Linked DNA regions of Homo sapiens: all the other regions are linked to region 3. Evidence: chromatin loops called from intact Hi-C (ENCODE). Cell type or tissue: ascending aorta. All regions are shown on one strand. Each heading gives the region's core, and the rest is flanking DNA. Links, peaks and the distances in the headings are about the cores only.

What was found. Peaks named below come from ENCODE experiments on the same cell type or tissue, not always from the same donor. Only the 100,000 strongest peaks of a DNase experiment are listed, where the experiment ranks them.
Region 1: it touches region 3 in a loop (2.6-fold over the local background); 10 of 110 quality-filtered maps call a loop at or near these places.
Region 2: it touches region 3 in a loop (3-fold over the local background); 11 of 110 quality-filtered maps call a loop at or near these places.
Region 4: a loop joins it to region 3, with 2.3 times the contacts of the local background. A loop is called at or near these places in 16 of 110 quality-filtered maps.

What each region holds. Positions count from the first base shown.
Region 1 is chr2:42,182,572-42,188,618 of GRCh38, forward strand. All of the region lies in intron 1 of EML4 (EMAP like 4), which reads left to right. Among named protein-coding and RNA genes, the nearest start is that of EML4-AS1, 15 kb to the left of the region's middle. In ascending aorta, for the core only: a CTCF peak has its summit at 2,651 (motif pointing left); no DNase peak of the experiment used is centred there; H3K4me3 peaks cover 1,598 bases; H3K27ac peaks cover 1,989 bases.
Region 2 is chr2:41,923,948-41,929,994 of GRCh38, forward strand. No RefSeq gene overlaps it. Among named protein-coding and RNA genes, the nearest start is that of LINC01914, 6.8 kb to the right of the region's middle. In ascending aorta, for the core only: no CTCF peak of the experiment used is centred there; DNase peaks (open chromatin) are centred at 2,334, 2,944 and 3,824; H3K27ac peaks cover 1,643 bases.
Region 3 is chr2:41,866,320-41,872,366 of GRCh38, forward strand. It overlaps the pseudogene RNU4-63P. Among named protein-coding and RNA genes, the nearest start is that of LINC01913, 8.2 kb to the right of the region's middle. RefSeq lists a silencer at 3,499-3,598. In ascending aorta, for the core only: a CTCF peak has its summit at 3,577 (motif pointing right); a DNase peak (open chromatin) is centred at 3,592.
Region 4 is chr2:41,963,392-41,969,438 of GRCh38, forward strand. No RefSeq gene overlaps it. Among named protein-coding and RNA genes, the nearest start is that of LINC02898, 13 kb to the left of the region's middle. RefSeq lists enhancers at 1-5,269, 3,531-3,590, 3,701-3,750 and a silencer at 4,598-4,892. In ascending aorta, for the core only: no CTCF peak of the experiment used is centred there; DNase peaks (open chromatin) are centred at 2,670, 3,300, 3,700, 4,180 and 1 weaker place; H3K4me3 peaks cover 1,177 bases; H3K27ac peaks cover 2,500 bases.

The DNA of each region.
Region 1 (6,047 bases), core at 1,516-4,015, 320 kb after region 3:
AAGGGGAGACACCTAATCATTTTTAGAGAAAACAGTAGCTTTAATGAAAAAGTGGAAAACTATAGCTTTTCCACCAAATATCACAAATATTTATTTTATATCACTTCCCAAATCTTGTTTACATGTCTATTGGTCTGCTAGAGCTACCATACAAAATTACCACAGACTGGGTGGTTTAAACAACATAAACATATTTTCTCACAGTTCTGGAAGCTAGAGGTCAGAAATCAATGTTTCATCAGGTTTGATTTCTTACAACACCTTCCTCCCTAGCTTGTAGGTTGCCATCTTCTGTGTCCTCATGTGGCCTTTTCTTTGTGTGTACATATCACTGGTGCCTGTGTGTCCAGATTTCCTCTTCTTATAAGGATACCAGTTGTATTGGATGAGGCCCCCCCACAGCCCACTGCCTGTCTCTACCAAAAGTACAAAAAATTAGCCAGGCATGGTGGTGCACTCCTGTGATACCAGGTATCAGGAGGCTGAGGTGGGGAGATTGCTTGAGCCTGGGAGGTGGAGGTTGCAGTGAGCTGAGATCGCACCACTGAGCTCCAACCTGGGTGACGGAGTGGTGACTGAAACTAATTATAGCTCCCAGAATGGAAATCTAATGATTTAACAAATATTTATTAAGTAAATGCTACATGCCAGGCATTGTTTTCATACTGGGAATATGTCAGTGAACAAAACAAAAATCCCTGCTCTCATGAAGCTTGTATTATCATGAGGGGAGATAGACAATAAAGAGTTTTAATTAAATTATTCACTGTTAGGAGGTCAGTGGCTTCTGTGTAAACAATTGATGTGTACATTGTCGGTTTTAAGCACATGATCCTTTTTTCTTAGATGGTGGTGATACAACCTGTGTGGGATATGGTTATGTCAGATTATACAGAAAAGTAATCTTGGGGATACAAAACAGGTAGTTACAACATTGATAGCTGTCCTAGGACTACTTTGTTATCATACATCTTAGTCACTGTATCTGATTTTGATAGGTTTTTGGTATATGTATATGTATGTATAAAATACACATATGCTTTTTGCAGGCTTCCATTCTCAGTTCCTTTTTTTTAAATCGTTTATATTTAAGGTATAAATATAATACTGTGTATACAAGTATAAATAATATACTATGCTACCTTTATGGTTGGACATATATTTTTATTTTTAGAATTTTTTTCTTATTAAATAATCTGGCTGTATTTCAATAAAATCTTTTTTTTCAGGTTAATTATTATAGGTCACTGTTTATCAATCTGGATTCAGGACCTACATCCAGTCACTAGAGAATTCTCAGGATGCTGGGGAGGTCTTAAAACAGCTGTTTGTGGGTGGTTGTGTTGGTAGAGGCAAAATGTGGGTTGTACCACCAGGATGAGGTCACCTCTTTGACCTTCTGGCCCTCTTTCTTTCCGGACTTTAACACCTACTTTGGTACTTAAAGCAATTTGGGCTATTTGCTGTGCTCTGAAGTGTTGTTTAGTAGTAGCACCTATAAGATGGTGTTAAATGTTTTTTGAATGAGTCTGTGTCACAGCAACAAAGAAAGAGTTGTTTTCAGTAGTTTGAAAACCATTGATATGGTTTTTATCTCACTCTATTCTTACTTAACCTGTATATGGCCACCAGGTTATTCATTCTAACACACTGTTTTCTTTTTTTCATTATTATTATTATATTTTAAGTTTTAGGGTACATGTGCACAACGTGCAGGTTTGTTACATATGTATACATGTGCCATGTTGGTGTGCTGCACCCATTAGCTCGTCATTTAACATTAGGTATATCTCCTAATGCTATCCCTCCCCCCTCCCCCCACCCCACAACAGGCCCCGGTGCTAACACACCATTTTCATTGTCACTCCCTGGTTTAAGAACTTTCATCTCAAGTTTCTATGAGATAAACTCTAGTATGGTGTCCAAGTTGTCCTGCCACCTGGCTCTCACCTACCTTTCCAGCTTCACCCCTTACTGCGCCCCCTACATGGATTCCCTCTGTATCCCTTTTCTTGCTTAGTTTTTTGTGAACTGCTTTCTTCTTATACCGTTATTTATTCAATATCTCTCCTTTCTCTTACTAATTCCTGTTTATCCAAAGTAGTTTAAGTCCATCTCTTCTTTTGACCACTTTAATCCACAGGGATTTTCTGTCCTATTTTCTGAAATCTAGCACATTTGATTTTCCTTACAGAGATCAATCATATATTTGCCTTATGTTCTTAAGTCATATATAGCCCTTTAAGTATTTCATGTTTATCTTGTCTCTTCAGTTAGGAAATACATTTCTTAAGGACAAGAATGTGCCTTATACTAGGTTGAATGTATTGCCTTTTGAGTGGTAACTGCTCTCATATCCAGTGCCTAACCGCTTTGGCCGATGGGAAAACCATAGGATCAGTGGATTGATAAAATTCTCTTTAACTTTTTGTTTTTATGTAATCTAATTTTCTCTCCTTTGTGCAATGATACATCTGTGACATATTGGCAAAATCATTGGTCCCGGAATAATATAATACCTGAGCATATATTGATTTTTTTTTTCATTTTATAAAGAAACTGAGTTGAAGAGAGAGAAAGTAATTTGCTCGGGATTAGAGGTTGACAGACTACCACCTTCTGGCCAGCCTGGTCTCTTGTTCGTTCTGTCTGAGAAAATGGTTTGTACATTTTTAAGTAGTTGAAAAATAAAAATATTGTGACACGTGAAAATTATATGAAATTCAGATTTCAATATCCATAAATAAAATTGTATTGGAACACAGCCGTACTCATTGACTTAGGGATTGTCTGTAACTGCTGTCACATGACACTGGCAGCGTAGAGTAGTAGTAACAGAGACCAAATGGCCTGCAGAGCCTAAAAATCTCTGCTGTCTGGTTTTTCATAGAAAAAAGTTTTCAACCCTTGCTTAAGGTTGAAACTTGTTCAGCCTTGGGTTAAGGTTGAGCCATGATTTACTTCTAGGCAGTTAGAGAGACTTCTTTAACTATACTCTCCTGAACATAGCATGGGGTCATTGGGGAACTGCTAAGTAAATATTAATAATTGAGTATGGAGATGAGAGATGAAGGCAGGAGAGGACCATATTACTGATTATCTTCAGCGTCATGCTGAAGAGTTTGGCTTTGGGCCTGAAGCTGTTGGGGGAAACCACTAAAGGACATGTAATCAAGTTTGGATTTTAGAAAGTTTAGTTTGCTCGTACTGGGGAGAATGAATTGGAGCAGACAATATTGAAAATAGGAATATCAGTGTGGAGTTTTTGCAGTAATCTAGGAGAGACATGAAGGGCCTGAAACAGGTCTTCCCTCTGGTTTTCTTCAGTAGTGGGATAGGAGATACAGACAGATTTAAAATTAGAGGAAAAATCTACAAGACTCTGTTATGAATCAGGCACTTTATGCATATGAGTTTAAGTGTTCATAGTAACTCTGAAAGGTCATTATTTTATAATACCAATTAAAAAGGCCCCAAAAAACTGTAAGTGGGATAACTGGAGTTTGATCTTTAAAAAGTCTATGCTTTTTTACTGAACTTTGCTGTGTCTGTTTTTACCTGGGAATAATGCTGCCTACCTACTTTGGATTGAATCAGTTTTCCTATTTTCCAAATAGCTTATAATTGCCACAGAAAAATACATAGCCAAAATAAGGAGATGCCGAACTACGTTACTATGCACTTTTATTTCCCTGTATTAAGCACAGGTTTGTTCGTTCTGGATCCACAATGAATTTGATTTTTGACTTTTTGAAAGTCTTTATACTTGAAAAAAAAAAACTTTTTACTGTAAGGTAAATATTTTTAATGCCTTTAACTTGACAAACTTGCTGTATACCCTAGGGTAGATTATGGAATTTGAAAAACAACAGATAAGATAAAGACACATTCCTAAGAAATGTATGAGAAAGTGTTTTTAGAGCAAGCTTTTGAGAATCATTTTCTTTTCTTTGCTTATTAATCTCTTCCTACCTCACATCACTGACATTTTGTTTTAACCCTGGATAAGGCAGTTAGCTATTTGTGTCAGACTTCATTGGACTTATTTAAAACTGGGTATACTCTGCTCCTTTGGGGATTTGTCTGGCATTTTCATTATCAAATGCATTCTCGATAGCAAATTCTCACAGTCCTTTGTTTTAAAACAACATTAGAGCATTTCATATCTTGGTTTTAGTGAAAGAGTAGAACTACAGAGTAGTTTTCAGACTTCAAAATTTTTAAATCAGCTTTATTGAGCTGTCCTTTACATATAATAAAATGACAATTTTAGGAGTACAATGGGTCTTTAAAAAATTTATATCATTGTGTATTCACTACTACAATGAAGATACAGAACATTTTCATTACCAAAAAAATTCTCTCATGCCTCTTTGTAGTCAGCCCCTTCCCTCTACATAGACTCCAGTTCTTGGCAACTGCTGATCTGCTTTTTTCCATTGTATTTTGTCTTTTTTTTCTTCTCCTTTTTTTGGAGCGGGGGGGTGGGGGGGACAGGGTCTTGCTCTGTTGCCCAGGCTGGAGTGCAGTGGCAGGATCTCATTTTACTGTAACGTCCAATTCCTGGGCTCAAGTAATCCTCTCACTTCAGCCTCCCAAGTAGCTGGGACTATAGGCACACACCACCGTGCCCGGCTAATTTTTTTTTTTAATTTTTTGTAGAAATGGGGTTTTGCCATGTTGCCCAGGCTGGTCTTGAACTCTGGGCTCAAGTGATCTGCCTGCTTCAGCTTCCCAAAGTTCTGGGATTACAGGGGTAAGCCACCACATCCAGCGTATTTTGTCTTTTCTAGAATTTCACATGACTGGGATCTTATAATCTGTGGTCTTTTTTGTGCTTTTTACGTAGCATATTGCTTTAGAGATTCATCCATGTTGTTTGTTTCACTAGTTCGTTCCTTTTCATTGCTGAGTAATATTTCTTTGTATGAATATACCACACTTAGTTTATTGACTAGATGATGGACATTTCAGTTGCTATTAGTTTTGGCTGTTACGAATAAAGCTGCAGTGAACATTTGAGTATACATCTTCTTTCAGGCCCTAGCAACCATGAATCTGTTTTCTTTCTCTATGAATTCTCCTATTTGGTGCTCATTTTTTTTAAAAAAAAATGGTTGCCTTAAGTTTTGAGAGTATTTTATATGCTTTGGGTACAAGTCCTTTATAAAAAATGTGGTTTGCAAATATTTTCTCCCAGTCTGTGGCTTGCCCTTTCATAAACTAACAGTCTTTAGAAGAGTGAAAGTTTTTTAGTTTGATGAAATCCATTTATCAGTTTATTTTGATGTTCAACTTATTTTTTTCTTTTGTAGTTTATACTTTTTGTGTCCTACTTAAGGAATTTTTGCCTAACCCAGGGTCACAAAGATTCTTATTATTTCTTAGTTTTTGCTCTTATTTTTAGGTCGATGATCTCTTTAGAGTTAATTTTTGTATAGGGTACAAAGTCAAGTTTCGTTTATTTGCACACTGATGATTTTTGTTCCAGCACAATTGAACTAATCGGAAAGATTAGCCTTTTTCCATTGAATTACCTTGGCACCTTTGCTGAAAATCAACAGACCACATATGTGTAGATGGAGTTCTGCACTCTGTATTCTGTTATGTCAGTCTCTGTTTGTCACTAAGCAAATACCACCTTGTCTTAATTACTATAGCTGATAGTAAAGGTTTCAATTAAAATTTTTATATATTTGAAAAATAATGTAGAGGAAATGGAAAATAATGTAGAGGACCTCCTGGGCTCAGGTGATCCTCCCACTCACCTCGCGGAGTAGCTGGGACTACAGGTGCACACCACCATGCCTGGCTAATTTTTGTATTTTTTTGTTGAGAAGGGTTTTTGCCATGTTGCCCAGGCTGGTCTCAAACTCCTGGGCTGAAGTGATCCGCCAGTCTCAGCCTCTCAAAGTGCTGGGATTACAGGCCGTGAACCACTGCTCCTGGGTACTTATATTTTAGGGTTTACTTTTAAAATTACTTTTTTTTTGAGACAGAGTCTTGCTTTGTCACCCAGGCTGGAGTGCAGTGGTGCGATCTTGGCT
Region 2 (6,047 bases), core at 1,981-4,480, 58 kb after region 3:
GAGAAGCCCAGGAGAAAAGGGCTGATTCAGGGTGCTTCTTAGAGAAAATTTGATTTCATTTCTTTCAATATATACATGGAACACTTATTATATGCTTAGGATACAGAAGGGAAAAGTCAGGCATAATTCCATCTAATAGGGAAAGCAGTAGTCATCAAATAAGTGAATAAGAACTGCAGACTGTGCTTGCAGCTGGTGACTTGAGTATTTACTCAGCACCCACTGCATGCAGGCCACTGGAGCTGGGCTCAGCATAAATGCTCACCAGCCAAGAGCCATACAACGTCTGAAGAAAGCCAGACCCACCTCTTGTTTACAGGCATATTATGGCTTGTGAATGGGTCTAAATTTCCCCATGAGATGAATCATCTCCAGGTCTCTGTCACCAGGGCCCCCACCCAACTCTGAGATGACCACCGACCACTGAGGCCGGCAGAGGCCAGAGCCCTGGGCTGTAAGCTGCCCCGTGGGACCGTCCCCCATAGAGTGGGGTGAGGGGTAACCCAGGACAGAAGGGTCCTTTAGACTTATATCCCATTAGTTTATCTTACCACCTGCTTGCAGTACACAACAATATTTTTTAAAGCCTTGAAATTATTGTGAAGTAACATTCATATTGCATTTGAGGTTTAAACTTGTTAACTTGATAAATATAAACATGTAAGTTATAACACAATTTTGTAATGTAACACTCTATTTTGGCAATTCTTCTTTTTTTAAATATACTTGGAAGTAAAAAATAAAAAGTAGCTAGCCTGGGTTGGCCTCTCCTGGCCTGAGAGGTCGCTCCAAGTCAGGAGTCCTCCTATGCCTCAGGAAGTCCCTGGTTCCTAGCAAAAAGTCCATTAGCTCAGGCTTAATGCTATCCTAAAGCCAGTGGCCTTCTTTATGAGGGCTGTTTTTGTCACCTGTTAACTTGTTTATTGCACCAGTAGTAGAGTGGGGAGGGGAGGATGGGCATGAAGGTCACAAGTAGGTGGCAATTGCACACCTCAGGCCTGAGCCTCTCCTTGGTCATTATTTTCCCAGAATGACCTCTGGGTGGATAGAGGCTGAGGGTACAAAGCCCTCCTTGAACTAACACATGACAAGCCAGCACAAAAGAACTGCAAACAGGCCCCTAATTAATGGGTTTGCTTAGAGCTGTTTCCCTGTTTAGGGACTTCATCCCAATAATTGCAGGCTCCATAATCATTAATCAGTCACCACTACTTTTCTGGGTGCCGACCACAAGCCCAGCCCTGTTCCAACAACCATGAGGAGACAAGAGCAGAGAACAGGAACTCAGATTTATTAAGTGCCTGCCCTACGCTAGGCACTGTGCCAGGGGCTTAGTTTGCATAAGCTCGTAAATCCTCACAATGATCTGGAGAGGAAAGCATTATTATCCCCCTTGTACAGATGAGGAAACTGAGTCTCAAAAAAATTAACTAGCTCAAAGTCATCAGCTTGTAAGTGAGAAGCACAGTTTGAACCTGGGTCAGGCCAACTCACAAGACTTGGTTCTTGCACTCTGGAAGGTAAGAGACTAACTGTATTAGTCTGTTCTCATCCTGTTATAAAGAACTGCCCAAGACTGGGTAATTTATAAAGGAAGAAGTCTAATTGAGTCACAGTTCCACTGGGCTGGGAGGCCTCAGGAAACTTACAAACATGGCAGAAGAGGAAGCAAACATGTCCTCCTTCACATGGCGGCAGGAAGGAGAAGTGCCAAAGCAAAGGGGGAAAAGCCCCTTATAAAACCATCAGATCTCGTGAGAACTCATTATCCTGAGAACAGCATGGGGGTAACCACCCCCATTATTTAATTACCTCCCACTGGGTCCCTCCCATAACATGTGGGGATAATGGGAGCTACAATTCAAGATGAGATTTGGGTGGGGACACAGCCAAACCATATCACTGTTCAAAAATGACACAAAGGGACAACAGCTCAAGCCGGGTTGTGCAAGCACACTCTCTGGACCACAGGAGCCTAGAGAGGGCAGGGGACAACAGGGCTGAGGTCCCAAGAGAAGACTTCTCAAAGGAAAGGCAGCACACACTAGGCTCTGAACGGTGGAGAGGATGGCACACATTTAATAAACTGTGCTCAGCACTTTCTCCAACCACTAAGTTCAGGTTTGGAAATGACTGTGGAATTTGTGCCTCACTTGGGGCCAATAAACATTTAGTAAAATGTCCAAGGAGGACATGTAGAGACACACACACACACACACACACACACACACACACACACACACACACACGCAGATCCACCTCGGCAGCTCCAGATAGCGCCTGGAACTGGCACAATGAGAAAGGACTTCAGCAGGCAGCAAGTTACTGGCATCAGACACCAGCAGGGATTAGGGCGAGGGCCAAACTGAGAGGAGGAGATGTGGAGCCAGCGGGTCCTGTGACCACCCTGGACCTGGAAGGCTGGCAGCTCCCTGGGAAAGTCTCATCCAAGTGCCCAATTTAGACCTTGCCCCAGAACTTGAGAAATGCCAGGTAAGAGGAAAGGAGCCAGGAAATGATGATGAAGAGCAGGGACTTAACGAGAACTGGACCCTCTCTCCTTTCCCAGTCATTCCAGCCACACCCCCAGCTCTGAGCTCCCACTTCTCGACCCCCTAAACACACACTAGTTGGGTATTCAGACCCCTCAGCTTCACGGGAAGTAATGCATACATCACAATCCTGTCAGGATTCACCTATCAGTCTCTCCTGGGTGCTGGCTCTGTCCACATGAATGTCTCCACCAGGCAGAGACTCAGGGCCCTCAGGCCAAGCTTGGGCCTGGTTAGAGGTAAACATATGAGAGCCAGCCAAGATCTGGCCAAAGGGGCTCATGCCAGCCCAGCCCCAACTGCGGTATATGTGCCGGCCTGGAGGAATCCCACAGGACAAGCTGTTCTTTCCTAGAGCTGGGATAAGGAAGTGAGCCTGACCCCAGGGGTCACCCAAGCCCATCTTCCATGACTCACAGGGCCTAACACATTGTCTGTATGACAGTCCACAGCACATTGACTTTGCCAATAGGCTGTGACTCTGGATTAGGTTCCAGAGTGAACTGCTGGCCTGGAGGCCCAAGTCAGCTCTTTTTCACCAGTGAGGCCGCCCAGCCTTCTGGAAAAGAGCATTGTGGTCCTGGAGAAAAGGCATGGAGGTCTGGGCCCTGGCTGAGAACCTACAAGCTAAACCCCAAAGAGTCAGCAAGGCCCAGACCCATTACCAGTCAGGATGCCTCACCTGGAGACCCATCTCTCACTCAGATGCCCCAGCCCTAAGCAAAATCTGCATGAGAACCAACCCTCTTGGACTAGGGGACCCTGCAAATAAGAGTCGAGGAGGCCTGTCCTGTCCTGGAGCTGTCCCTGCCTTCACCTGGCTTCTCTCCCAATCTTCCACAGAGCCTCTCACTGTTCCTGACCTAAATGAAGTGGCCAGAGAGGCAAAAGGCCCATTTATCATTTTAATTAACCACCAGATACCGACGTTCTCTGGAGAGCCCTCCCACACCACATCTAGGCTGCCTGTGGGAGAAGATGTTCTGGAAAGACCATCAGGAAGGAGGCACGGGAAGACAGAAAACAGAGAAGGAGACAGAAGAGCCTGGATTTCCCGAGCTAGAATCCCAGAAGGAACACAAAAACCAAGTCTGTGACCTTCATTTAAACGGCAGCACTGTATTATTCTGGGAAGACGGTAGTGTCAGGAGGGAAGTGGGGAGGACTTCCAACAGTAGATATTCTAAGTGAGAGCTCCCCTGGGAGGCCTGCCAGCTCTCCCAAGCCTCACCATGCCTGCGGGGCCTGACCAGCAGAGGAGCCTCACGAAGGGGTCACTCACCCTCTAGAACATCCAGAGAAAATTGGCCATGGCTCCAGAACCTGGCCCAGCCCATTTTCCAGCCTTCACGTGCCCTCCTGAGCTTTTCTTAAGGCTAATTGGTTCGGATACTGCTTCAGGACACACAAGCACCAGCTTAGACCTTTAGAAGGATAGGCTGGAGGGACAAGCCAAGGGTACCCTTCCTGATCATCCTGCGTCTGGCTGCACATCCCCAGCTAAGTAACCAGCAGTGGTGACCTCTCCCTCCCTCCTTCTCTCATCTTGCACTTCTCTCTGGCTGCAGCTGTGCATCTCTTGCTGGCAGCTGGCTCTTCCCCACTCTCTGCCTCCCTTTCTCCAAGCCCCTTCACACTCTGAAGCCTGTGAACCCAGAAAATCTGAGACAGGTCTCAGTTAATTTAGAAAGTTTATTTTGCCAAGGTTGAGGACGCGCCTGTGACACAGCCTCAGAAGTCCTGACGACATGTGCCCAAGGTGATCAGGGCACAGCCGGGTTTTATACATTTTAGGGAGGCATGAGACAGCAATCGACATATGTAAGAAGTACATTGGTTTGGTCTGGAAAGGCGGGACAACTAGAAGCAAAGGCTGGAAGACTCTTCCAGGTCACAGATAGGTGATACACAAATGGTTACATTCTTTTGAGTTTCTGATTAGCCTTTCCAAAGTAGGCAAATCAGATATGCATCTATCTCAGTGAGCAGAGGAGTGACTTTGAATAGAATGGGAGGCAGGTTTGCCCTAAGCAGTTTCCAGCTTGAGTTTTCCTCAGTGATTCTGGGGGCCCAAGATATTTTCCTTTCACAAGCCAGCAGGGAATGAGCTGTTCTGAGTTGAACAGAACGGGAAACTGCACTTTTGACTCTGAATGTATTTCAATGGAGCAGCCTCTGCTGAAAGCCGGGCTCAGACACTGAACAGCCGCTTCAGGGAGATGCAATGGTTGCAACTTGTGAACCGTGCTTTCCTTTCCACCGCCTTTTCTCTACATTTGTCTGATTCACCAGCAGCTCAACACGTTGCCTCCAGCCCAATTCCCTCTGAAGAAAGTATGCAGATGATTCATCTTCTCTGAAAAAACTACCCATCCCAGGGTAGTGCCCAGCCTCCTTTCTCTTGGGCATATACAGCCTAAATTCCCCGGCATCCCAGGGTAGTGCCAGCCTCCTTTCTCTTGGACATATACAGCCTAAACTCGGCAAGCAACAACAGGAGAGGAGGGTATTCTAGAGGAACTCCCAGAAACCACCTCATCACCAAGGACTGCAGGTGAGCCCGGCAGAGTGAAGTTCAAGGACATTGTCCATAGGCACGGAGTCACACACGTGCACACACACTGGGGCTAGTTTGGGGACCCTGAGCAACACCTGTAGAACACAGGTGAAGTCCATGGGTAGCTATTAGAATCCTGTTCTCAGCAGGGCACGGTGGCTCACACCTGTAATCCCAGCACTTTGGGAAGCCAAGGCAGGCAGATCACCTGAGGTCAGGAGTTCAAGACCAGCCTGGCCAACATGGCAAAACCCCGTCTCTACTAAAAATACAAAAAATTAGTCAGGCGTGGTGGCAGGCACCTGTAATCCTAGCTACTCGGGAGGCTTAGGCAAGAGAATCACTTGAACTCAGGAGGCAGAAGTTGCAGTGAGCCAAGATCACAACAGTACACTCCAGCCTGGGCGACAGAGCGAGACTCCGTTTCAAAAAAAAAAAAATCCTGTTAGAATCCTGTTCCCTGTTCTACCTGGGAACAGGACTCTAACAATCACCCATAGACATAACATCACCCCAAGACGGCAAGAGCCAGCTCAAGGCCTGGAGAAAGCCCCACTCACAGGGCAGATTTTTTAACACTGAGAATTTAGGGTTGTGTATGGAAGAGGGTTGTCAGATAAAATACAGGATACCAGGATAAAACTGAATTTCAGATAAACAAATAATTTTTCTAGAATAAGTACGTCTCAAATATTACATGAGTCATACTTATGCTAAAAATTATTTACCTGAAATTTGAATGTAACTGGGTGCTATGGGTTTTTATTTGCTAAATCCAGCAATTCTATAACTACTCGACTCCACAGTCATGTTAGAAATGATGACAGTATCACAGAGTAAATAGAACAAGAAAATTGCAATCAGCTCACCTTTTGCTTATCCCTCGGGGTCTTTCTCTGGGTCCCGGTGCACCCAAATTCTCCACCATAACCTCTCTT
Region 3 (6,047 bases), core at 2,096-4,595:
TGTTATTTCTTTGAAAAAGAATTGTTTCTCTTTGTTATATACGTAGAAGAAGATTAAAGTGTACAACTTATCAATGTTTCCTACTGTATTATTTCGTTTTCATGCTGCGGATAAAGACATACGCAAAACTGGGAACAAAAAGAGGTTTAATTGGACTTATAGTTCCACATGGCTGGGGAGGCCTCAGAATCATGGCAAGAGGCAAAAGGCACTTCTTACATGGCAGTCGCAAGAGAAAATGAGGAAAATGCAAAAGCAGAAACCCTTGATAAACCCATCAGATCTGGTGAGACTTATTCACTATAAGGAGAATAGCAGGGGAAAGACCAGCTGCCATGATTCAATTACCTTCCCCTGGCTCCCTCCCACCACACGTGGAAATTCTGGGAGATACAATTCAAGTTGAGATTTGGGTGCGGACACAGCCAAATCATATCACCTACTGAATTGCTATTATTGCATGCAGTTTTTTTTTAGTAGTTATCACATTCCAAGAGGAAACACTGTCACTATTCATAAATTTACCACACACTCAATTTATTTCTCCCATATTTATTCTACTAAATCTTGAATAAGTGACATTAACTTTTTGCCTAATTTTTCTCCCTTGAAAACAAATTGTGTCTAGCTTGAGTTTTGTCTTCCAAATCTCCACATTCTAAATCCTCATCCATCTGCCTATAATGAATAGTACTTATGCTCCCCCCACTTTTTGAGTGTCTCTTTCAAAAAATCTTACCAGAGATACAAAACATTAACACAATGTTTAAACCTGCTGATGTGGAACAAGCATGAACTTTCTGTTCAAACGCACTGCACAGAACGAGCCTCAGTCTTCTCACATTTAAAGCAGTCAGATTCATTAGACTTGAGAGACAGTCTCTGAGTTCCTCTGCTACTCAAATTTTTATTTATCCTTAGTCATTCTCACAGGACAAAGGCTGCAGGAACCTTCTGGTAGAAAGAAACAAAGACAGGAGAAATCAACAGAGACAGAAATGGAACAGTAGCAAAAAGGAAGCTGTCCCAGATCCAGGCAAGAAAGATGTCTCAGCCAGGGCAAGCCCCATCTGGGGAAAGGAGCTCTTGTCCTGTTGGTTCCTCCCAGCCACAAATACCAGCACACGTGTACACTCCACATAGACAAACCCCACTCTGCAGATACACACACACCGCACACATACACAGCATCAACATCCACACAAAGAGCTGGCTATGGCTCCTTCTCTCGAGTTGAGCCTGTATTTGACAACTGTTGAGGAGGCGGAAGCTGGGGGTGGCCAATGAATAAGAAAACAAAAAATGAGCTTTGTGTGAGAGTTCACTGGGATCTTACAAAATGTCTTTTTAATCCTGGAACTATTTTCTGTTGTGTGGGAGGAGAGGAGCAAGGGTGATGCCTGGAGATGGAGGTCTTGAGGAGGACGTGTGCAAGTTCCTAGGGAGGGCAGAAATCAAAAATGAAAGTCAAGGTCGGGTGGATGACACAGGGTAGAGAGCCAGTGAGTCTTCACAGCACCCTGGAGTCAGAAGGATCTGCTGGTTCTGCTCAAGGCTGGGATGCACTTTACCTAGATCCTGGAAAGCAACATAAATCACTGCCTTGACTGGCCACAGCTGACCATGGGGATGGGGGTGATGAGGGCTAAGCTCTGTATTCTATGCACAGCATAGGAGTTCACTCAGCCCCAGCCGCGCAGCTAGTGCCTTCCCTCTGCAAACATTCCACAAATGACCATAAACATCCCACATATGACCATTTCCATTTGAGTTTTTTAACACTTGGGCTCTCAAGGCTTAAGAAATTCTCCACTCTTCAATTTATAAAAGTAAATCACATTTGGGCATTTTACAGAAGGTCAAGAAGTTTTGACACCTACATCAGAGACATACATCTTTCCTTCCCTCCTCTTACTTTTGAAATGATAGCCAAACCCCAGCGGTTTCATTGCCTGGGAGAATGCTGTGCCACACACAACATCTGTAAGTAGTTAATTTTCCAAATGGGAGATGGTCACCACAGATGCAGAACTTTTAAAAATAAACATCAGAAAAATATTACTCCAGCAAAAATGAAAGCCTAGAATCCACGTGAGTGGGTGGGAGGTAGCTGGCGCAAGGTAGATCAAAGCTGCATCCTAGTCTGCCTGGCCATGCAAAAGCAAGAAAAATAGAACCACAGAACTTCAGAGCAAAAAAAAAGAAGGACCTTTGGGGGGTATCCTAGCTCCCATATAATAGGGAAATTAAGGCCTGGGCCAGGAAGTGAGTGCCTATCTGTGTTGGACTGGAGCTCAGGCTGAGAGCTTTCTGCTCTAGAATAAGCCTCATTTTTATTAGGGTATCTTAGCTTTTTCCCTTTTAAGAAAAATAAAAATCCTCTGACTTAACCACGGCCTTTAGCCCCTACATGGGGCCCTTTTGAGGTGGGCGGGGGACTCTGGTCCTGGCCTCCTGAGATGGGTGTATCCCCTACCTACACCCCTCATCATGCATGCCCTGCATCTGGATGGCAAGCCATGAGAACCCAGGACACTGCAGAGGCCAAGGCTAGAGCAAGACTGACAAAGGCCTAAGAGAGGGAACTCCACTTGGGCAGCTACTTCTTATCTATTTTATGGAATGAGGTGGCCAAGCTTGAGAATCTTGTGCCCTGAGACTAAAGAAAGCCTGATCACTGTGACCAGCATGAGTTATAGAGAGGTTGGGGCAGGGCAAGCTGGACATCCAACTGCACCCACATCCTCCCACAACCATTCCTCTCCTGCCTCAACATGAGACTGGTGCCTCTGGACAGGAGCAAAGTGAGGCACAAAGTATGTCCCCTACACACAGACAGGCACAGAATAGGCATTCAGTAAACCATAGTTCAGCCAGGCAGGATGGCTCATGCCTGGAATCCCAGCACTTTGGGAGGCCAAGGCAGGCGGACCACCTAAGGTCAGGAGTTCAAGACCAGCCAGGCCAACATGGCGAAACCCCATCTCTACTAAAAATACAAAAATTAGCCGGGTATAGTGGTGGGCACCTGTAATCCCAGCTACTCAGGAGGCTGGGGCAGGGAGAACTGCTTGAACTCGGAAGGTGGGGGTTGCAGTGATCCGAGATCACACCACTGCACTCCAGCCTGGATGACAGAGTGAGACTCCATCTCAAAATAATAATAAAATAATAAACTGTAGTTGTTTCGGCTTGGAGTGAAATGGAAGAAATATGAGGGACAGATAGCACATTTAAAGGGATCTATTGTTCCAGCCCAGATGAGCCCCTGGACATTCCTGTGTGTTATGCTTTACCAGGTGCCTTATCACTGCTTTATCCATCTCTTCCCTACAGGTGGTTTTCTGCAGGGAGGCTCCAAAAGACAGAAGCTGAGTTCTGCCAGAAGAAAAAGGGAATGGAATATGTAAAAGAAAAGGATAAAAGAAAACTGGGGACAGACAGGCAAGGCTAGTAGGGAAGGGGGAGTGGGGTCTCTGGGGAGAAGAGAATCCTCAACCTGGGAAGAAGGGGAGGCTTGAAAGCAGAGGGGAAAGCTATGGAGGTCTGGAGGGCAGAGGAAATCCCAGATGTGGTGGCCAGCAGGGGTCGCTGATGCCCCACCAACAGCCTTAGGGCTGGGGAAGACTCAAAGGGAGGAAGATTTTCAAAAGCTCAAGTGGGCTTCACTCCCTCCCCTACCCTCCACCGTCCCCTCTGCCCCAGACTCTTCCTTATGGCATTGAGGTCTCTCTTCTAGGGTTCTGGAGGTTCCTTTCCCTGTGATCCTTTTCCTGAAAGTGAGCAAGATAGCCTGGCCAGGCAGCCCTGGGGGTGATGGAGGCAGCAGGTGGGGAGAGGCCTCCTGGATTTGCCCTCCAATGCTGCTCCCATGGGCACCCATGGAAATGGGGGTAGGAGGGCACCTCTGACCACAGGCTGCTGATGGGGTTGGCGCAGGCAGAGGAAGGGAGGGAACTGCTCTTCCTGGCTATCCTTGTCAAATAGCAAATTCAGAGCAGAGCCACAGCGAAGCCTGGAGGTAGAGGAATGCCCCCCGGCCAGCAGTGGTTCAGGGCCGTGCTTAGGAGCACCAAACCTGAGCCTGGGCGCTGCATGCTCCGAGGGCCAATCCCAGCACACACTGTTCCCCCACTGTCTGAGGCCCAGCACCTGTTGTCTAGAATCAGCGTCTACTTGCCTCTAGGCAGACACCCTGACCAATTCTCTACCCTCCTTGGCTTCTCCATTTTCAGTTCTGCTCCTCAGACACCAAAAGCTCCTATCACTACAACCTTCCTCATATTACCTTTTCCAAGATTCTGGCTTAGCCAGTATTAGTTACAGTTCAGGTCAATCAATGTCCTTCAAGAAGAGTTTAGGAAGACCTGTGTGTCCCAAGTCCTAATCACATCTCAGAATGGTTCTGCCACAAACTCTGAGATTCTTTCAAAAAGCATGTATTGATCTGCTCTTGCTTTCCTAGGGCCATAAAAGAGGCAGGCTTATGGAACCAAGTATGTTGCGCCTCTGAGCTAATGGTTCCATCTTTGGAGGCCACTCCTCAGGGTAGTTCTTAACTGACAGATGACCCCCGACATTAGAAGAGATGCCAGCAGAGTCCAGACCTGGGGTAGGACCCTGAGCTGTTTATCCCCAACAGTCAGAAGGAAGGCTGCACTGTCCCAGGGGCACCCAGCCTCCAAATGAGCCTCAAGGAAGGGTCTGGAAGGCCAGACAATACTATGGTCAGATTATGGACTTGGGAATTGCTGCAGATGCCATTGGGGGTAAGGAAGATTAGGAAATTCTGGAACTCAGGAGCTGCCCAGGCAGCCAGACTGCCTCTGACACACCCAGTCCTCATTTGGATTTGAGGAAAGGAGACTTGAGCGCAGGAGAAAGGCACCCAGGAGCCTGTGAGTCGTGCCTAAGCCTCTGGATCCCACATCTGAGGAAACAACTTAATGTAAGCTTTGAGTGGTGCTACCACCGTCGCCTCTGAGGTTTAACCGAGGCGCGATTGTTGCTGATTGAAAACATGAGACCTAATTCCAGCCCCCTCCTCCCTCCAGTGGCAGGCGGAGGCTCCACATCCATTTCCTGCCTTGGTCAGAACTGGCTCCGGAATGGGACAGGGCTGCCTGTGGCTCCAGCTGGGGGAGGCTGAGGTGAATAAAGACAGTGATGGAGAGGGATCCAAGGGAAACCAAGGATGGATGTGAAGAGCTGATGCCACCTGCCACCCATCCAGGTGGAGTCCTCCCAGACTCCAGGCTCATGCCAAGGGAGGGTGTAGGTGGTTGCTAGTGTAAGCTAATCCTGTGTCTGTGATGCCGAAAAAACTATATAAATGCCCATCACCTCTCTGGGGACAGCCCTGCTCCCCAGCCATTCCCTATAAGAAGCTGCCCTTATACAACCACTTTCCCCCAGTCTTGGAGATGGTCAGCTCTGCAGAGCTCACAGAGAAATCAAAGATATATAGGGTGTTATTAGACGGATCCTAGCAAAGGGCAGGTTTAACCAATGCCCTCACATTTTATAACTGAAATTCAGAGCGGTTAAGCAACCTCACAGAACAAGATCTAGTCTGCAACTCTTTGCTTCTTATTTTTTGGGAAAGGGTCTCACTCTGTCATTCAGGCCAGAGTGCAGTAATGCAATGATAGCTCACTGTAACCTCTAACTCCTGTGCTCAAGTGATCCTCCCACCTCAGCCTCCCAAGTAGCTGGGACTACAGGTACATGTCTAGCTAATTTTTTTTTTTTTTAAGAGACATAGTCTCACTATGTTGCCCGGGCTGGTATTGAACTCCTGGCCTGGTCCCCAAGGGATCTTCTCGCCTTGGCCTCCCAAACTACTGGGAATATACACTTGAGCCACCGCACCCAGCCTAGTTTGCAACTCTTGACTCCTGATTCCTGAGTGCTCCTTCTCTGACACCAGAATTTTCCAGAAGGTCTCCGAAAGAGGTCAAGAAATAAGCAGCTCTGATCAAACTATTAAAAAATCAGCTTCAGGCCAGGCACAGTGGCTCATGCCTTTAATCCCAGCACTTTGGAAG
Region 4 (6,047 bases), core at 1,976-4,475, 97 kb after region 3:
CCAGTGAGAAATGGGCAGACTCCTCCCAAAGATGTCCGTGCTGAACTTGTCTCCTGGCAGGACATGCAAAAGGGCACACAAATTACAGGAAAATGTCTGCTTGTTGAATCAGTTTTGTAGGTTAAATACGGTGGGACAGGAGGGAAGGGGCAGGAGAGCGTTCAACCATACTGAGTTCTTTTTTAAACTGCCTGGAAGGGTAGCCCCCACCTGGGGAGAATGTATCTAGCACTGATAAATTTATAAAGTATTTGACCTTTAATCAATCCTAATATTTTCAATCCGCAGAGCCTTCTTAAACGCCTACAGCCCTGCCCCTAGGCCCCTATTCATCACAATTACTGCTCCAACTGTCGGAGGCAGGGCATGAAATGGCGCACGCTGACGTCCAATATTTTATCACTAATAAAGAGAAACATCCCAAGTATTTGCACAGTTCTGATACTTTCCAGCCCCGAGCCCAGGAAAAGGGGGAGTGTGGTGATTTATGCTCACTGCCAGGCATTGTTAATTGGGCTCTGGGCTAGAGGCCCTGGAGCTGCTTTTCTTTGCTTCCCAACCATGAACCAGGATGTGCAGAGAGCAGTGGGTCAGGGGTGTAGGAGAGGCCTGCAGAGCACAGTGTAGGCCCTCACTTGGTATCTGGGAAGTGCTAGAAAACACTAGAAAGGGCAGTTTTTCAAAATCAAGGCTTGGCAAGTGCTTGCCTCCACTGGTGGCTTTGTAAACAGATCCAATGTTTATGAGCAATCTCCTTCCACTTGTTGCCACTGCTGGGCTGCAATCCTCCCCACCTTCCTTGTCGCGCCTTCCTGCCCCTCCCCCACCCCATCCCCAGTCAGGGTCTGGAGTCCAGCCCCATTTCCTTCTCAGTTCAAAGTCCCTCCCTCTCTGCCTCCCTGCTCCAAGCAGAGGGAAGCTCAGTTTCCAGTCACGGCATTCAGACAACCCACAGGCTGCATCTATATGGCACCCAAACATCTGGATGAAATGTAAACAAAACAAGCAGATGTTTCTCTTTCATTACAGCAGGTGCCTCTGCAGTGCCCTCAGCCTGGGGCTGAAAGGGAAGGGCTCCCTCTGGGGTCCAAGATCCCAGAGGGAGTTTGGGAGGGCTGCATACCCTTGACCTATCAAGGAGCTAGTCCCTTGGGTGTCATAGACAGAGATGAGCAAACAAAGCCAGATACTCCTAGGGAAAAGAGGCTGGTAAAACTGACAATGGAGGATGGTGTTTGTGAGGACAGAATGAAAGGTTCAGGAACTGGGGGCAAAAGAAGGAGATGCCAATGGAAATCAGTGGAGGAAGACATTGATTTCAAATCCCTCTCTAATTTCATTATGATGAAGAGTTTCCTGAGCCTCCACATTCCACACCACTGCCTTCTAGGAAAAAAAGCAAGACATGGCCTGCACAAACCTCCGTCTTAGTCCAGGGTCTCCTGTGCAAGAGGAGTTGGGATCCAGAAAGAGAGGATGTCCTGGGGCTTGGATGACCGGGGGTTTCAAAAACAGCACAAACCTCCCCTTTCTCAGGCCATCTTCCACCTAACAGGAGACAAATGGATGCATCACATTGAACTAATAAAGGTGGGTTGAGAGGTTCATGAAAGGGATAATTGAGGAAGGACAGCGGGACAACAGACCATGAAGAACAGAGTGATAACAGCCACAGAGAACCAGAGGCAAAAACAGATGAATTGGTTTCCATTTGCCTTCCCTTCACTCCTGCCAGACCCTCTATCCTGACTCTGTGTGGTCCACTAACATACTCCCCCAGTGCAGTCCCTGAACACTTACCCTGATCCTCTCCTCTGCTCCCCAAGCCCTGTGTGTGACACTCACACTCCCCCAGGTCTCTCCTCTACTCCTCAAACCCCAGGTGCACTGACACACTCTCCAATCCTGTCCCCCACTTCCCTAGCCCCTGGGTGTAACACTCAACACACTCCCAGTCCTGTCCCCCTCCCCCAGTCCTGTGTGACACTGAACACACTCCCCCAGTCTTCTCGCCCATTCCCTAGTCTCTGTGTGTGACACTGAATACACTCAATCATGACCCCTACCTCCCCAGCCTCTAGGTATAATGCTAAACACACTCCTAGTCCTGTTCCTTACTCCCCCAGCCTCTGGGCATTGTGTTAAACACAGTCCTCCAGTCCTCTCCCCCACTCCTCTAGCCCCGCGTGTAACACTGGGCACACTCTTCTGGCCGTCTGCCCTTTCTCAGTCTTGGGTGCAACACTAACACGCCCTCCAGTCCTATCCCCCATGCTCCCAACCCTTGGGTAAGGCACTGCTCCCACACTCAATGGGGAGCCAAGGAACAGTTACACTCCCTTGGCTCCTCCACTGTCTGTCACAACAAACACATTCCTCAGGGCCACCTTCCTTGGTGGCAGCTGTTTTACCCTACTATCTGCAGAAAGACTCTCAGGTCCCTACTGTGATCCTGTGTGCCAGCCCAGCACAACAAGTATTGTGGAGACAAGGGGAGAGAGAGAGAAATGGGAGACAGAGGAGAGAGAGTGGGGATGGCAGCACTGGTGAGGATTGCAGCTCCTCATCCATCCATTGATACTGGATTTTGTGTCAAAGGCAAACATTTTCCTTTGACCTCAGTGTTCCTGTCTGCAACGCTGAGCTGCAATCTGGCATCAAGCACCCTGGGAAAAGGGCTGATTGCCACAGAGAGTTGAGAATTCAAGAACTGGACTCTGGTTAGGACCGGGTCAGACACAACATGGAGAAAGAGGATTATATCTTGGTAGGGAGGTAGCATTTTTGTTTGGTTTTTCTTGCTTTTCTTATGAAACAGGAAGTGCCAAGCAATGCCCCCAGGTTTTGGGGTTTCCAAGTGAAGAATTTTACCCCTGATAACCACAGTAACCCCTGAAAGAAGTGGAGGCTTTCCTTTCATATTTCGGGGGGCTGGGAGGGGCAAGGAGTAGGAATCAGACACAAAGAAAACTGAAGTATGGGTGATCCAATTCCCCTTCCCCCAAGTAGCCTTGCTTTTTAGCTCCATGGGTTAGAAGTTTATGGGAATTCTGGATCCATGGTTTCCTATGGTCTCTTTTACAGATCTTGTTAATTTATTACCCTTGGTTACACTTTTAATGGAAATCATGAAGAAATGGCAAAGGAAACATGAGCTAATTTTTTTTCCAGTGACACATTTCACTGCTATTTAAATAGCTGTTTTGCCAAACCAAACACAGCGCTTACAGCCAGCGGTGACACATGAAGGAGATCACTGTGGCCGATCCTGCCTGCGGCATCCAGAACAGGCGAGACTTTCTCTCAGCTTCCCCAAGGGCCGGACGCCAAGGGGGGCGGGTAGGAGAGCTGGAGCCTGGGGCACAGCTGGAGCCCCAGAGCTGGGTGCGTGCAGCTTCCACCCACCCTGGGCACGGCTGCTTCTCTGTTGCCTCCTGTCCACTCCTTACCCCTGAGGAGCCCTGGGGTAACTGTTTTCTCCCAGCAGCCTGGGGGACCCCCCAGAGTGGGCCACAGCAAGAGCACCAGCAGGGCCTCCTGGCCCTCACTGCAGGATGATCTGCTCAGGCCTTTAGTGGGGAACATTACTGGGTTGCATAAAACCAGAGACAGACTTTGGGGAAGCCCTGGCCATCTCGGTTCCAGTTCTGTGGTGGCGGCAACAGTGGTACTGTGACCACGCTCACACAGGGTGCCTTTGTTAGGCAATCCCAGAGCCTGTGACTTCTCCTCCTCAGAAATGTTGGCCTCTGATGCACTCTTGCTCCCCAACTTGGGGACCGTGATGTCACCAAGCATTTATGAGCTTCTCAAGAAGCCAATTGAGACTTGCGGCATTTGGCGAGAGAAACTCCGGGGCCTGGGATGTTGGAGAAGAGGAAGAGGCCACAATCTGTGGCGATGGCTGGTGCAGGAGGAATGGAGGGGAAACTGTTCACAGCAGCCAAGTCAGAGCCTCCCCAGGGTTAAAAAATGCAGTGGGATTGAGGGAGGCAAAGCGCTTAGGGTCTGACATGAGGGCTGTGGAGACCTTGATTCATTTGTCCAATCTCGGCAGCCCTGTGACAGACAGCCCAGTGGCACCAACATTCTCCCCATGAGCTCTGCTAATGAACAGCAGGAAGGGGCAATCCAAGAAGCAGGCACGAAATGGGGAGAGAATGTTCTGGAGGGAGGAGCCCGAGCCAGCAGGAACTAGGATTTCAGCCCCACCCAGGCCCTGCTGGGTCCTGAACAAGTCTAGCTACTTCTCCAATTCCCCCTCCGTGGGATGCTCTGTGGCCCCCAAAGCCCTCTGCCAGTGTCAAGGTGGCAGAGCCGAGGGGCCATGACAGAATCTGGGCAGCAGGCCTGCTGGCACCCTGGGAGAAACCACTCTCCGTCCTCTGCTTTTCAGGGAGAAAACCCACATTAGCGAGACTGGGGAGAGAAGTTAACTGTCATCTTCCCTTTGCCAAAAATTATATTAAATTCACTGACCACATTTTTCCAAACCCAAGTGCAGAGGACATTAGATCAACGCACACTGGCTGGGCTCTGGTGCGCCGGGCACCCCACACATTTCATTTTGCATTATTAATATTTAAACCAAAGCAGCTGTTTGCACACACAGAGCCCAGAGCCTGCCCAAGACTCCTGTGGAGACTTCTTTCTGGGATCAGACGCACCAGCTAGGAAGCACGTTGTTGACCCTAAGGACTTTGAATTTCCCCAAGCAGACATTCATTGGTCAGCGATGGATGAGATTTCTGGGATATTTCCGAGCAAGGGGAACTGCTGGTTTATTGGCAAGTGCAGATTCTGATGATCTGGCTTCACTGAAATTCCTTGAGGAACTAAGTAGTAGGGCCCACCCGGAGCAGATTTTTGAGAGGGGTGAAAGTATCTCTTTAGGCACCAACCTCCCCTCTGAGCCCTATTCTGCCAAGCATTTTGCACCATAGAGCCTGGAGTCCTCCTCCTGGGCATTTGCAAGTTAAAGCCTCATCTCTAAGCCTGGCTGGGAGACTCTTGCCTGAGTCCTGCCCTGCAACCTGATGCACCACAGCCCCTTCCCAAGCTGCCTCAACTCTCACCTTCAGCCTTGTGCTCCAGCCACCACAGTCTGCTCTGTTTTCCAGACACACTAAATTCTGTCTTTCCACAGACGATCTGCTATTTCTGCTTGCCTTTGAAATCTCAGGACAAAATTCACCTCTTCTCTGCTACCCCCTCTTCCCTCTAGGACAAATTAATTACTCTTCTCTCCTTCCATCATACTTTGTCCCCCTTTATTTTGACATATATCTCAGTACATTGCAAATCTTTGTTTCTATACCTGCACTTTCAGCGCACACCACGCTTTAAATAGAGTATATTATGTAATTCTTTTTTTTTTTTTTTTTTTTTTGAGGTGGAGTCTCATTCTGTCACCCAGGCTGGAGTGCAATGTGCAATGGCGTGATCTCGGCTCACTGCAACCTCTGCTTCCCAGGTTCAAGCGATTCTCCTGCCTCAGCCTTCCGAGTAGCTGGGATTCCAGGTGTGTGCCACCATGCCCGGCTAATTTTTGTATTTTTAGTAGAGACGGGGTTTCACCATGTTGGTCAGGCTAGTCTCGAGTTCCTGACCCCATGATCCTCCCACCTCAGCCTCCCAAAGTGCTAGGATTACAAGTGTGAGCCACCATGCCTGGCATATTTATGTAATTCTTACAACAACCCTCTGACGTAGGTACTATAATTATCCCCATTTTACAGATGACAAATCTGAGACTTGGAGATTCTGAATAGCTTATCTAAGGTTACATAGTTAGAAAGTATCCGTTTTCCCCACCACCCCAAAACTATGAGCTCCTCAAAGAAGGGGTCATTGCCTTATGCATCCAGGGCCTACGTAACATATTGTCTCATTATAAGTGCTCAGTAAGTGTTTGTCAAAATAATTTTCTTTTTTTTTTTTTTGAGAGGGAGTTTCGCTCTCGTAGCCCAGGCTGTAGTGCAGTGGAGCAATCTTGGCTCACTGCAACCTCTGCATCCTGGGTTCAAGTGATTCTCCTCCCTCAGCCT